2 separate regions of the Homo sapiens genome follow, and region 1 is linked to region 2. A link is a contact called in ENCODE Hi-C or POLR2A ChIA-PET data. All regions are on one chromosome and are shown on one strand. The core of a region is the stretch at or near the end of the contact, and the rest is flanking DNA. Distances in the headings are between cores, read along the strand shown.

Region 1 (5,472 bases), core at 1,700-4,199, 120 kb after region 2:
ATCCTGTTTTTAGGCTATGCTGATGGGCTAAATTTGCCTAAACTCCTGAGATTTAGATTCTCATTTATTGGCATTAGAGGAGTTCCTAAAAAAAAAAAGCTATTAAGATTAAATATCATAAAAATCTTTCTAGGAAAATATAATCAAAAGCATCAAGGCTGTCTCCTACAGTTAGTGGTTTCTATTATTTTGGTTCTCAGAGCTATGACAATGTCACTGGATTTCAAGAATTCAGAAAGACAAAAAGAAAACTCATAATTTTGAAATGGGGAAAGGGAAAGATCTTGGACATAGTCTTCTGTTTTTAAAATAGTCATTCTCATTTTAAAATAGGAAAAAAATTATTTTTCATTTAACAAAGCAAAAAACCCAGTCTGTACTTTTAAATTAATGCAAACATCAATATTTTATAGGGAGAACATTAATAATCATTGTGGAGCCCATTAATCACAATTCTGCTTTTGATTTATTGTAAATATGCCTCCCATTTTCCTCCTCATTACCAATCACCTTCTTTAATTATAAGAGGGCTTTCATTAAAACTTTTGAATCATTTATTTTGGAGCACCTAACTTTAGAAGACATTTATTGATTTTTATAGCATAAAATACAAATGTTTTTATTTTAGAAAACATCATAAACTAAAACTTTATTGGAGGAGTTTGGCTAAAGATTCAAAAATATATAGAAGTAAAAATATATTTAAAACTGCACAGTTTTTACAACAGCATGTATGGCATTTGGATTCAGAATTTTAACTAGCAGTAACCTCATCTGTTTAGTAATGAATTTTAAAATAGAAAAAAAATCTGCCAAAACAGACCAGTTGTTTATTAGCTATTTAACTTTGATGAGCTGAAATGAGATAGTGAAGCAGAATAATTAGAACAACTTTTTTTCTCAACATCTAAATATTTCTCTTTTTCATTAACATTTCAGTTAAGTTTGAAGAAATTCCAAAAATGAGATTCTCATTAACTAAAAGGAATTCTAAGGGTTATAAGCCATCTACATTTTTTCTATGACCTGAAGACTTTTTTTCGAAAACCAATTTTGGGGGAGGATTGTCAGATTTACCTAAGGTTTTGGTTTTTAATTTAAAAAAATTTAAAGAAACTATCTTAGTGATTTTTGTCATCATTTTTATTTGTTGCCATGATTAATATATGGAAATAAGATAAATTGGATTCTATTTCTGTGAAAGCCATATTCTTAACATCAATGCCTACCTAAAAAATATACGAGTCACACTTGATCATTCAGAATCATTTTGAAATTCTCTGGTAATCTTTTAAAAAGCCAGCGTTGACTAGTATTATGTGGCTAGTTATATTTATTACAGCAGTCTAGTTATTGTTTGTGTAACTATAGTTTTTTTCTAATAGAAATAAAATGTCTATTTGCAGGATAAAAAGAAGTATGTATATTTGATGATTTTGTTGTAGAAAATACTTAATACCTTTTAAAAGCTGTTTGACTTTCGGTTTTAAAACAGCTGTGTAGCTTGGTGAGTCCTGCAGATTCCGGCTTTCTCTGTGGCCTTTGAGCCAAGTAATTTTTTGCAACATTTTCCTTTGCTTTCTTATAAACACTCAAAAATTATACTTGCTTTTCCTGAAGGCCAGCTATTAAGTTAGAAAGCACCAAAGGTGTTATGAAATTGCCCTTTATTTTTTCGTACATCAGGGAGGAATGATAGATTTTGTGTATCTCTTGTGTGTCATTAGAACAGAAATATTTAGGGCTGCTAACTCCCGGAGTTGTGTACTTACCCTTATTACAGATGCAATGATTTTGTCTGACTGCATTGCTTTAAGATGAGTTTTATTGCTTTCATGCTTAGGCAAGGATATTTAATTTTATTTGTGTTTAGAGTATCTTGTTGTAATATACTTCTCCCCCATCTTGTGCTCCTAAATTTGGGATAAGCATAGAATCCTTTTAAGAATGTAGGTTATTTTCCAGTTTACTAGAAAGCATGACACATATAAATTAGCGACTAAGGATTATAGCGTCCTTTCCTAAAGGTTATCATGAAAAAAAGTTAAAATGTCAAAGAAGATCCTACTCCAGTAAAAACAATTTACTCTGTAAAATCCTGATACCTCATAGGAAGCTTTGGATCTTGTTCTCAGCTACCAAAATTCTTTAAATATGAAAGTTAACATGACAGGAAAGTGGAATACACTCTGTGCTGAAGACCCACTGTTCAAGGTGTGTGGTTATTAATCTGGGTTTGAATTTACAAATTATATGGTCTGATTAATTTGTAGATAGGGGTCGGTGGAGGTTAGACGATGGGCTTTAGAACAAAGAGGCTGATAAAATACTACTCACAAGCCTTTCTGCTTGTTTGTGACTCTCTGGAAATGCCATTAGATAGTTCTCATAGCTATGGTCAAAATAAGTAGGCTTAGAAATAAAAGACATTTTCTCCCCTGTAAAAGGAGGCGGCTGGCCTGTGCTCTTTCTAGGCTCTTCCCAGAGACAGCAACCTCGGCTTCTGAACCCTTAGTGCTCATTCTATGCTCCACCGCGTCTCCTCTACACGCCATGATCTTTGTTATCTGATTTGCTAGCCATTGTTATGGAAAGTTCTCGACTGTAATGCAAAAAGCTCAGCCTTGGGTCCTTGCTAATGTCAGCAACCCAAAGGCGCCCCTCAAACCACCTCGAAAAGAAAAATCCTTTAAAAGATGTCAAACTCTCCTTTCATGTTAGCCCAAAATGAAGTTCCCGAGCAGCATCTGGCAGAGCAGGGTAATTCAATCTATTTTAATGCAAAGATTTTCCAAGAAGGCAGGAAGCCGTCAAGGAGAAGGCTTTGAGGCATCTGCTGTTTTGTTTCCAGATCCCTTGTGTTAATTTAATGTTTCTAGGGAACCCGGCTCTTTCTTTTTTCTCGGAATCCCTGCTCTAGGAACTGGTGAGTGCGGGGGCGCTGTGGGAGCTGCAGATAAGCCAGCGCTTGGCCGGGCACCCGCGGGCCGCGCAGCGGGGCAGGGAGGCGCGCGGCCCCAGCCGCCCTAGGGCGCCGGCTGCCTCTGCGGGCCCCGGCTGCCCAGCCCAGCGCGGGGAGGCGGCGCCGACTGCCGGGGGGCGCCTGCAAGACCTGTTTATTTGCATTTGTCCAATTTGGCTCAAGTGAAAGGTAAATACGGAGCGATCAGCTTGTCCTCACTCCAGCAAAACCAGGGAAACTCAGCTCCATCTCCAGGAAACAAACCCAACCCAAACCTGAGTGAAACGTAAATCTTGCATAAACAAACACGTTCTTTTGCTTCTGGGAAGGAACACCGGAGAAATGGGCATTCCTTCCGACTGCCCGCCTCCCACTGTCGGTAAAAATGAGCCGTCACAGGTTGCCGGCAATTTCTTGTTGTGTCCCGAGCCATTCCGCGGATCTTGTTTTGAAGGGGCGAGTCAGGTGTTTGTGCGGCTCCAGATCCTGAACAGGTTATGCGCTGGGTCCTTCCTTATCAGGAGGGGGGTCAGGCTGCCCTCCCATTCTCATCTTCCGCCCCAGACCAGAGGCTACACCAAAGTTCACTTTTGAAAAGAAATCCTGCAGAATTAAAAATAAATGTCTGCCCTTTAAAATAGTTTCGTTTTAGTATTATGCATATTTCTGTTTAGGAACTTGTAATGCTAATAATTTATGTTGCTATGACAATTGTCCTGCATACCTAATATTAAATTTAATGAATTAATGTGGCGTATAGAGTAATAGTAACTTAACTAGTACTCCGATAATGCCAGTATTCCCTGTGTTACTAAGTTAATGGAATCAGAATTTTGGAGTTACAATATAGAGGTTTTTTAGGCCAATTTTTCTATGGGATTCTAGGGATCTTTTTATAACATTTCTGCTTTTCGAAGCAGTCTATACCATTGCTGGAGAGCCGTAATTACTAGGATGCTATTTCTTTTTGTTTGTTTGTTTGAGACAGGGTCTTGCTCTGTCATCCAGGCCGGAGTGCAGTGGGTCCAACTCAGTTCACTGCAACCACCACCTCCTAGGCTTAAGCGATCCTCCCACTTCAGCCTCCCCAGCACCTGGGACCACAGGCCCTCGTCACCGTCTGGTTAAGTTTTGTATTTTTTAGTAAAGATTTGGTTTCGCCATGTTGCCCAGGCTGGTCTCGAATAGAACATTATTCCTTATAGTAAGCTGAATTCCCTGTGTAATTATTCTTACTGTCCCTTCAATAATAAAAGCCTAAAATTATTCTTACTCATATATTTTAGTGAGGGTGGTGCATGCTTGAAGACCGTGATGAGTGTTCTCTTCTTATATTCAGGGCAACTATGATCACATATTGGGCTCCAGATCCTTGCTTTATGCATCTTCTTTTGAATTGTTTAGAAACAATGGCAAAATTTCCAATTTCAAGGTAGTGCTTGAAATTATGCAATAAAATGTTATGTTAGCAACATTTTTTTTTATTTTAAAAATTCCTTTGATTATTTCACACTTATATCCTGTTCTCTGTTATGGTAGTTTTGTTTTCTATTTTATTTTTAGTTTCTATGTAATTTATTGTGCTTTAGCTGAAATCACTAAATAAAGATAAATGAGTTTAACAGACTCTTATGTGCTCATTTTTGGTTCTTTTTTGCTTTACCCCTTGTATTCGTTTTCTATTACGGGCATAACAGATTACCACAAATGTAGTGGCTTACCATATCCATTTATTTTCTCATCATTTCTGTGGGTCAGAAGCTTGGCACAGGATGGCTCTCCTGGCTTCTGTGCCCAGGGCCTTCACAAGGCTGAAGTAAAGGGAGCAGCAGGCCTGGACTTGTACCTGTAGGCCTTCCAGGGGAGAATCCACTTCCAGGCTCACTGGCAGAATTTAGTTCCATGTGGTAGTTGTACTGGGGGCCCAGTTGCCTTTCTTGGAGAGCACTAACTGCTGGCTGTTACCAAGGGTCTTCTAGAGGTTGCCCATCTACATCTTCAAAGGCAGCCACAGTGTGCAGAATTTGCTTTAGATTTCCCTGCCTTCCCCTAATGTGTTTCTCTTCTACTTTTAAAGGGCATGTGATTACAGTGGCCCAACTGGATAATCCAGGCTAATCTCGCTAGTCAACTTATTAGTAACCTTAATCACACTTGCAGTGTCCCTTCATAGCAGTACCTAGTTAAGTGCATGATTGAATAACTGGGTAATGGGACTTCTCGGGAGAGATCTTTGACATTCTGCTTACCATACCCCTCTGGGTACCACTTTGTTGTGATGGTAACCTCATAAGCAGCCATTTAAAAGAGATTTTAAGCATCTTAATTTTGAAAATTTTGCAAGGTAAAATTAAAATAAATCCAAGTAACATCAAATATTACTTATACATAATTCTAGAGGTTTAATAAAAACAATAAACATTCACCATAAGTAGTTGTTGCTTTTAAAACCCAAAGTTTTTCTACCTTGCAAAATCTTCCTTGATTTTCTTGTTTTGTTTTGGTATCAC
Region 2 (5,720 bases), core at 2,218-4,717:
AGATGGAGTCTCACTATGCTGTTCAGGCTGGTCTTGAACCCCTGGCCTCAAGCAATCCTCCCACCTTGGCCTTCCAAAGTGAGTGCTAGGACTATAAGCATGAGCTGCCATGCCCAGCCTACTTAACACCTCTTATCCTTACTTTCTTTATCTGTAACATAGAGGTAGTAATTACACCTCCCTCATAAGGTTGTTCTGAGACTTAAATCAGTTAACATATGAACACCAAAGTGGTGAAGCGAGCAGAATAGTGCCTGACACATATTAAGTGTGATGTGAGTACTTGCTATTATTATTACTGATCTTATTTTAAACTCATTTAATTTAGTTCTTACAACAACTCTTACTTAGATTGAGGCTGAAAATTGTCAGCCTGTAGGTTGAACTTGGCCTGCAGATATGTTTTGTTTGGCCTGCACAATTTTCTTTAGTTTGAGCCAACATTTAAAACTCTGGAGTTTTATACAAAAATCTTGATTTCTGGCTCTTCTTGTAAAATCCTTATCTGACAGCAACCCACAGGAGCTGAGGGCTGCTGATTTCTTTAGATAAGGAATGCACCTTGGTAGTGTGCCCTGATTCTGTGGGGATGATGTCAGTGGTGAGTGATAGAAGACCCAACTAATAGTCGCTTCAACTAAGAATTTATATCTCAATTAAGAGGTCTGAGGTAGGGTAGTTCCAGGTTTCATACAGAGGCACAAAAGTGTTGTCGGAGACTCTTGCTCCTTTACTGTTAATGTCTTCCACCTGTCCTCTCTGACATCATTGGCATGTCAGCTATGATGCTGCACTCATACCTACTGATGCCTCCAAAGGCTCACACATGTCACATGCAGATACACGACCAGTGAAGAAGAGATGTCTTTTTACTGGTCTCTTTTCCTTATAAAGGAAACCTTTAAAACAAAACAAAAAAACCCTAGCTGAGTGTCTCCTGAGCTCACAATTGGCCAAGACTGGCTTCTATGCCAATACTCTGGTTGGAAGAAAGCCTAGGAAAGCTGGTCTCACACTTCCTGCCCTTAAGTGGGAAGGCAGGATGTGCCTATAAGAGGGATGAGGCAAGGGGTAGTGAACAGGCCAAGACTGCCAGGCACATCTCACTCAGAAATCGCTCAAGCACACACACCCAGCTTCCTCCACCTATTTACCTAACTGAGGGCAACTGGATAATGGAATCTGTATGTCAAGTTCAGGATTCAGCCCTATAAACTTATGGAAGGTTTGAGCCATGACTAGTTTAGGTGGATTTTTTAAAATAAAAAAATCACTTTCAGTTCTTAAAAAAGGAATCCATTTTAGGTTCAAAGTAGCATGATAACTTTGCTGTTTAGAGTTTGAAATTCAACAAGGATATTTACTCTTGCCTGGATAACCTGCAGCACTGATAGCATTTGGCTCTTTGTCCCCACCCAAGTCTCATCTCGAATTGTAACCCCCAAATGTCAGGGAAGGGCCTGGTGGGAAGCAATTGGATCATGGGGGCAGCTTCTCCCAGGCTGGTCTCGTGATAGTGAGGGAGTTCTCACGAGATCTGATGGTTTAAGTGCCAAGAAGTTTTCCTCCTCTCACTCACTCCTTTCTCCTGCTGCCATGTAAGACGTGCCTTGCTTCCCCTTCACCTGCAGCCATGATTATAAGTTTCCTGAGGCCTCCCTAGCCATGTGGAACTGTGAATCAATTAAACCTCTTTCCTTTATAAATTACCCAGTCTCAGGGAAGTTCTTTTTATTTATTTATTTATTATCATTATTTTTTAATTTATTATTATTATACTTTACGTTTTAGGGTACATGTGCACAATGTGCAGGTTAGTTACATATGTATACATGTGCCATGCTGGTGTGCTGCACCGGGAAGTTCTTTATAGCAGTGTGAAAACGGACTTACACAAGCACCAACCAATATTTATGGTGTCTCTGGGTGAACATGTAAGATGCCATTTAAAATGCTGTATAGAGACATGGGCACTACCCTCTAGGTACTAGCTGTGGTCTAAATGCATCCTCTAAAATTCACAAGTTGACATTTAATCATGAATTTTTTTTTTTTTGAGACAGGGTCTCGCTCTGCTGCCCACGCAGGAGTGCAATCGCGATCTCAGCTCACTGCAACCTCCGCCTCCCGAGCTCAAGCGATTCTCCTGCCTCAGCCTCCCAAATAGCTGGGATTACAGGCACACACCACCATGTCCAGCTAATTTTTGTATTTTTAGTAAAGACAGGGTTTTGTCTTGTTGGCCCGGCTGGTCTTGAACTCCTGACCTCAGGTGATCACCCACGTCAGCCTCCCAAAGTGCTGGGATTACAGGTGTGAGCCACCCCACCCAGCCTGAGCCACTGCGCCTGGTCTTAATCACGAATATTAATAGGTGGGGTCTTTAGGAGGTAATTAAGTCATGAGAGTGAAAGCCTCATGAATGGGATTAGCCGCCTTGTAAAAGGTCTGGAGGAAACTAGTGTTTGTCCCTTGTTATCCTTCCATCCCTTCCACCACATGAGGACACAGAGGTCAAGGTGCCATCTTGAAAGCAAAGACTAGGCCCTCACCAGACACGAAACCTGCCAGCGCTTTGACTTTGGACTTCCCAGCTTCCAGAACTATGAAAAATACATTTCTGGCCAAGCGCAGTGGCTCACGCCTGTAATCCCAGCACTCTGGGAGGCCAAGGCGGGTGGATCACGAGGTCAAGAGATTGAGATCATCCTGACCAACATGGTGAAACCTTGTCTCTACTTAAAATACAAAAAATTAGCCAGGTGTGGTGGCAGGCACCTGTAGTCCCAGCTACTAGGGAGGCTGAGGCAGGAGAATCACTTGAATCCGGGAGGCGGAGGTTGTAGTGAGCCGAGATTGCACCACTGCACTCAGCCTGGCAACAGAGAGAGACTCCATCTAAAAAAAAAAAAAAATCTATTATGTGTTAATTACCAGTTCTTAGGTGTTTTGTTATAGCAGCACAAACAGACTAAGACAATACTCATCACCCAAGTCACTCTGGAAGGCACTGTTTTATAAGAGCAGAACAGAGTGTGATACATGAATGCTGCAGGCATCAGAAATTGCTGGAACCCATTAAGTTGCTCCCATTAAGTTGGGGGCAGGGTAAAATAAGTAGAAGTACACAGTATGCCACTGTGTGGGCAAAGTTGTTTCTGATTTCATACTAAAGATAGAACCCTAAAACAAGACCTAACAAGAGGTTTCTTTGTGGAAACAATCTTCTTGGGTTAATAGCTAAATATAGTGACTAATGCTTCTTCCTGTTCTTTCTCGACTATACCTTATGAGCTACCTTTAGAACAAGCAGGTTGAAGCCCTGCCTTTTACTAATCCCCTGAGATAATCTTTTTAAAACTCTCAGTGGCAAGTGAAGACCCCAGTGTTTTCCCCATCTCTGAGATTTCTTTCATATCCCTTTAGCATTCGCATTTGCTCTTACTGGTTATTTCCCATGCTGAATCATTCACTGACTATCTGGTCATCTCCTGGGGGAGCCAAATAGTTTTAAACATTCTCAGTGACTCATCTATCCTCACCAGTTCTTTTATTTATTTGTTGTTGATGTGTCATACACACACAATCTCTCTCTGTCATTAAAATGCTAAAAAAAGTTTCTATTTACCGTCATAGTATACTCCACTTTCTCAGTGCATGTCTTCACTTGTTTTGTAGTTTTCTAGTTCATGCAATTGAAATAAAGGTACAGTTACTTAGTCTTTAACCAAGTCCCAGGTTTAGCCAAAATTGTCAAACTCAGGATTCAGCCCTTCAAAGCTTACGAATTTATTGAGGGCCGGGCGCGGTGGCTCACATTTGTAATCTCAGCACTTTGGGAGGCCCAGGCGAGTGGATCACCAGAGGTCAGGAGTTTGAGACCAGCCTGGCCAACATGGTGAAACCCAGTCTCTACTAAAAACACAAAAATTAGCTGGGTGTGGTGGCACGTGCCTGTAATCTTAGCTACTCGGGAGGCTGAGGCAGGAGAATTGCTTGAACCTGGGAGGCGGAGGTTGCAATGAGCTGAGATCACGCCACTGCACTCCAGCCTGGGCAACAGGGTGAGACCATCTCAAAAAAAAAAAAAAAAAAAAAGAGAATTACTTGGTGAAAATAATTCCATATCATTACTATTTTGTAAAAGGGAAACTGCTCTCTTAGCACATTGTGTTGTTTGCTTTGCTACCTTCAGTTGCTCTGCGTCAGAACCCTGTATCTGAAATCCCTCAATAATGAGACTAACTGAGGTAGTGGTGATACTCTATCTTGTTATTTTAAAGCAGGCCTGCAAATACTGGGTGCTCAGTAACCATGAGAAAAAGGCCTGATAAAAGCAACAACAGAAGCAATTGGGACCCAAGGTGGACACCACGGCAAATCCTCAGCGCCTGGGTTTTAGACGGTTCTGCCAAAGGTTTGGTTCTTTCCAGCCTGAGATCATTGCTTAGATCTTTCTGGGGTGTAGTTAAAGTAAAATGAGCCTCTTTCTATTTATCCCACAGATGCCGTTCTCTCTTAACAATGTACTCCTTGAAGGCTTCTTAAGGTAATGTCTGGTCTCTGCTGAATGCAGCCATAAATGCAATAGAACGCTACCTTTGCTGAATGTGCTCAGTCCTCCCCCCTTAGCACAGCTCACCCTACTAGCCTTATCTTGCTGGCCTCCCTCTACCCCCACTGCAACCTCCCAACAGGCTTTAAAATCCAGACATACCTAACGAATCACACAATTACCAAGCAGGTCAGGATACTTTACATCAGAGCCTCTGAACATACTGTTCTCTTCCCAGAATGCCCTTCTCCACCTCATCCACCTGGAGAACCCCTACGTATCCTTCAAGACTCAACTCAAGCTTTTTTTGTTTTAACCCCCCTACAGCCTTCTTACCTTTCCAAATAGCACCAGAACTTTTCATCCACCACTGTACCTTGTATGCAACTGTGTTACAGCACTCTCTAAACCTTCATGTCATCTGCCTTACTTTTTGAGGTTTATGAGAGGAGTGATATGGTTTGGATGTTTATCCCCTCCAAATCTCATGTTGAAATGTGATTCCCAATGTTGGAGGTGGGGCCTGATGGGAGGCAATTGGATCATGAGGGCGTATCCTTCATTAAGCGGTTAGCACATCTTCTTGGTGATAAGTAAGTTCTTATTCTGAGTTCACACAGGGTCTGGTTGTTTAAAAAAGTGTGGCACAACACCCTCACCTTGCTCCCACTTGACCTTCCATCATGACTGTAAGCTTCCTGAGGCCCTCACTAGAAGCTGAGCAGATGTTGGTGCCATGCTTGTTGATATAGTTTGAATATATGTCCCCACCAAATCTCATGTTGAATGGTAATCTCCAATGTTGGAGATGAGGTCTGGTGGGAGGTGTTTGGGTCATGGGGTGGATCCCTCATGGTTTGCGGCTGCACTGGTGATAGTGAGTTCTCACAAGATCAGGTCATTTATAAATGTGTGGCACCTCCCCAGTCTTGCTCCTCCTCCCGCCTTGTGAGATGCCTATTCCCCTTTGCTTTCCACCATGATTGTAGGCTTCTTGAGGCCTCCCCTGAAGCTGATGCTGGCACTATGATTCCTGTACAGCCTGCAGAACTGTGAGCCAACTAAACCTCATTTCTTTATAAATTACCCAGTCTCAGGTATTCCTTTATAGTAATGCGAGAATGGCCTAACACAAGGAGGGACTTACATTATTTTCTGAATCTCA

Evidence for each region. Hi-C counts contacts between places; a loop is a spot of excess contacts on that map. ChIA-PET counts read pairs that join two places held with the same protein, here RNA polymerase II (POLR2A). Pooled maps may share reads with other maps.
Region 1: a loop to region 2 is called in a map of PC-3, with 8 times the contacts of the local background. The contact joins two enhancer-like sites. A Hi-C loop is called at or near these places in 2 of 168 maps with a recorded cell type or tissue (MCF 10A and PC-3) and 4 of 50 pooled maps. POLR2A ChIA-PET finds 5 or more read pairs at or near these places in 3 of 52 experiments (MCF 10A, PC-9 and activated naive CD4-positive, alpha-beta T cell).

What each region holds. Positions count from the first base shown.
Region 1 is chr12:93,739,407-93,744,878 of GRCh38, forward strand. The region is part of intron 2 of CRADD (CARD and death domain containing adaptor protein); the gene reads left to right. Among named protein-coding and RNA genes, the nearest start is that of CRADD-AS1, 4.3 kb to the left of the region's middle. RefSeq lists enhancers at 1,912-2,868, 2,869-3,825 and silencers at 2,912-3,081, 3,112-3,201. Within about 2 kb of position 2,950, at least 32 of the 41 ENCODE cell types and tissues checked have a DNase peak (open chromatin) inside an H3K27ac peak, as active enhancers do; they include PC-3 and PC-9, where a contact is called at or near this core.
Region 2 is chr12:93,621,669-93,627,388 of GRCh38, forward strand. It overlaps a transcript of SOCS2 not described here. Among named protein-coding and RNA genes, the nearest start is that of SOCS2, 52 kb to the left of the region's middle. RefSeq lists an enhancer at 2,886-4,085. Within about 2 kb of position 3,468, at least 7 of the 41 ENCODE cell types and tissues checked have a DNase peak (open chromatin) inside an H3K27ac peak, as active enhancers do; they include PC-3 and PC-9, where a contact is called at or near this core.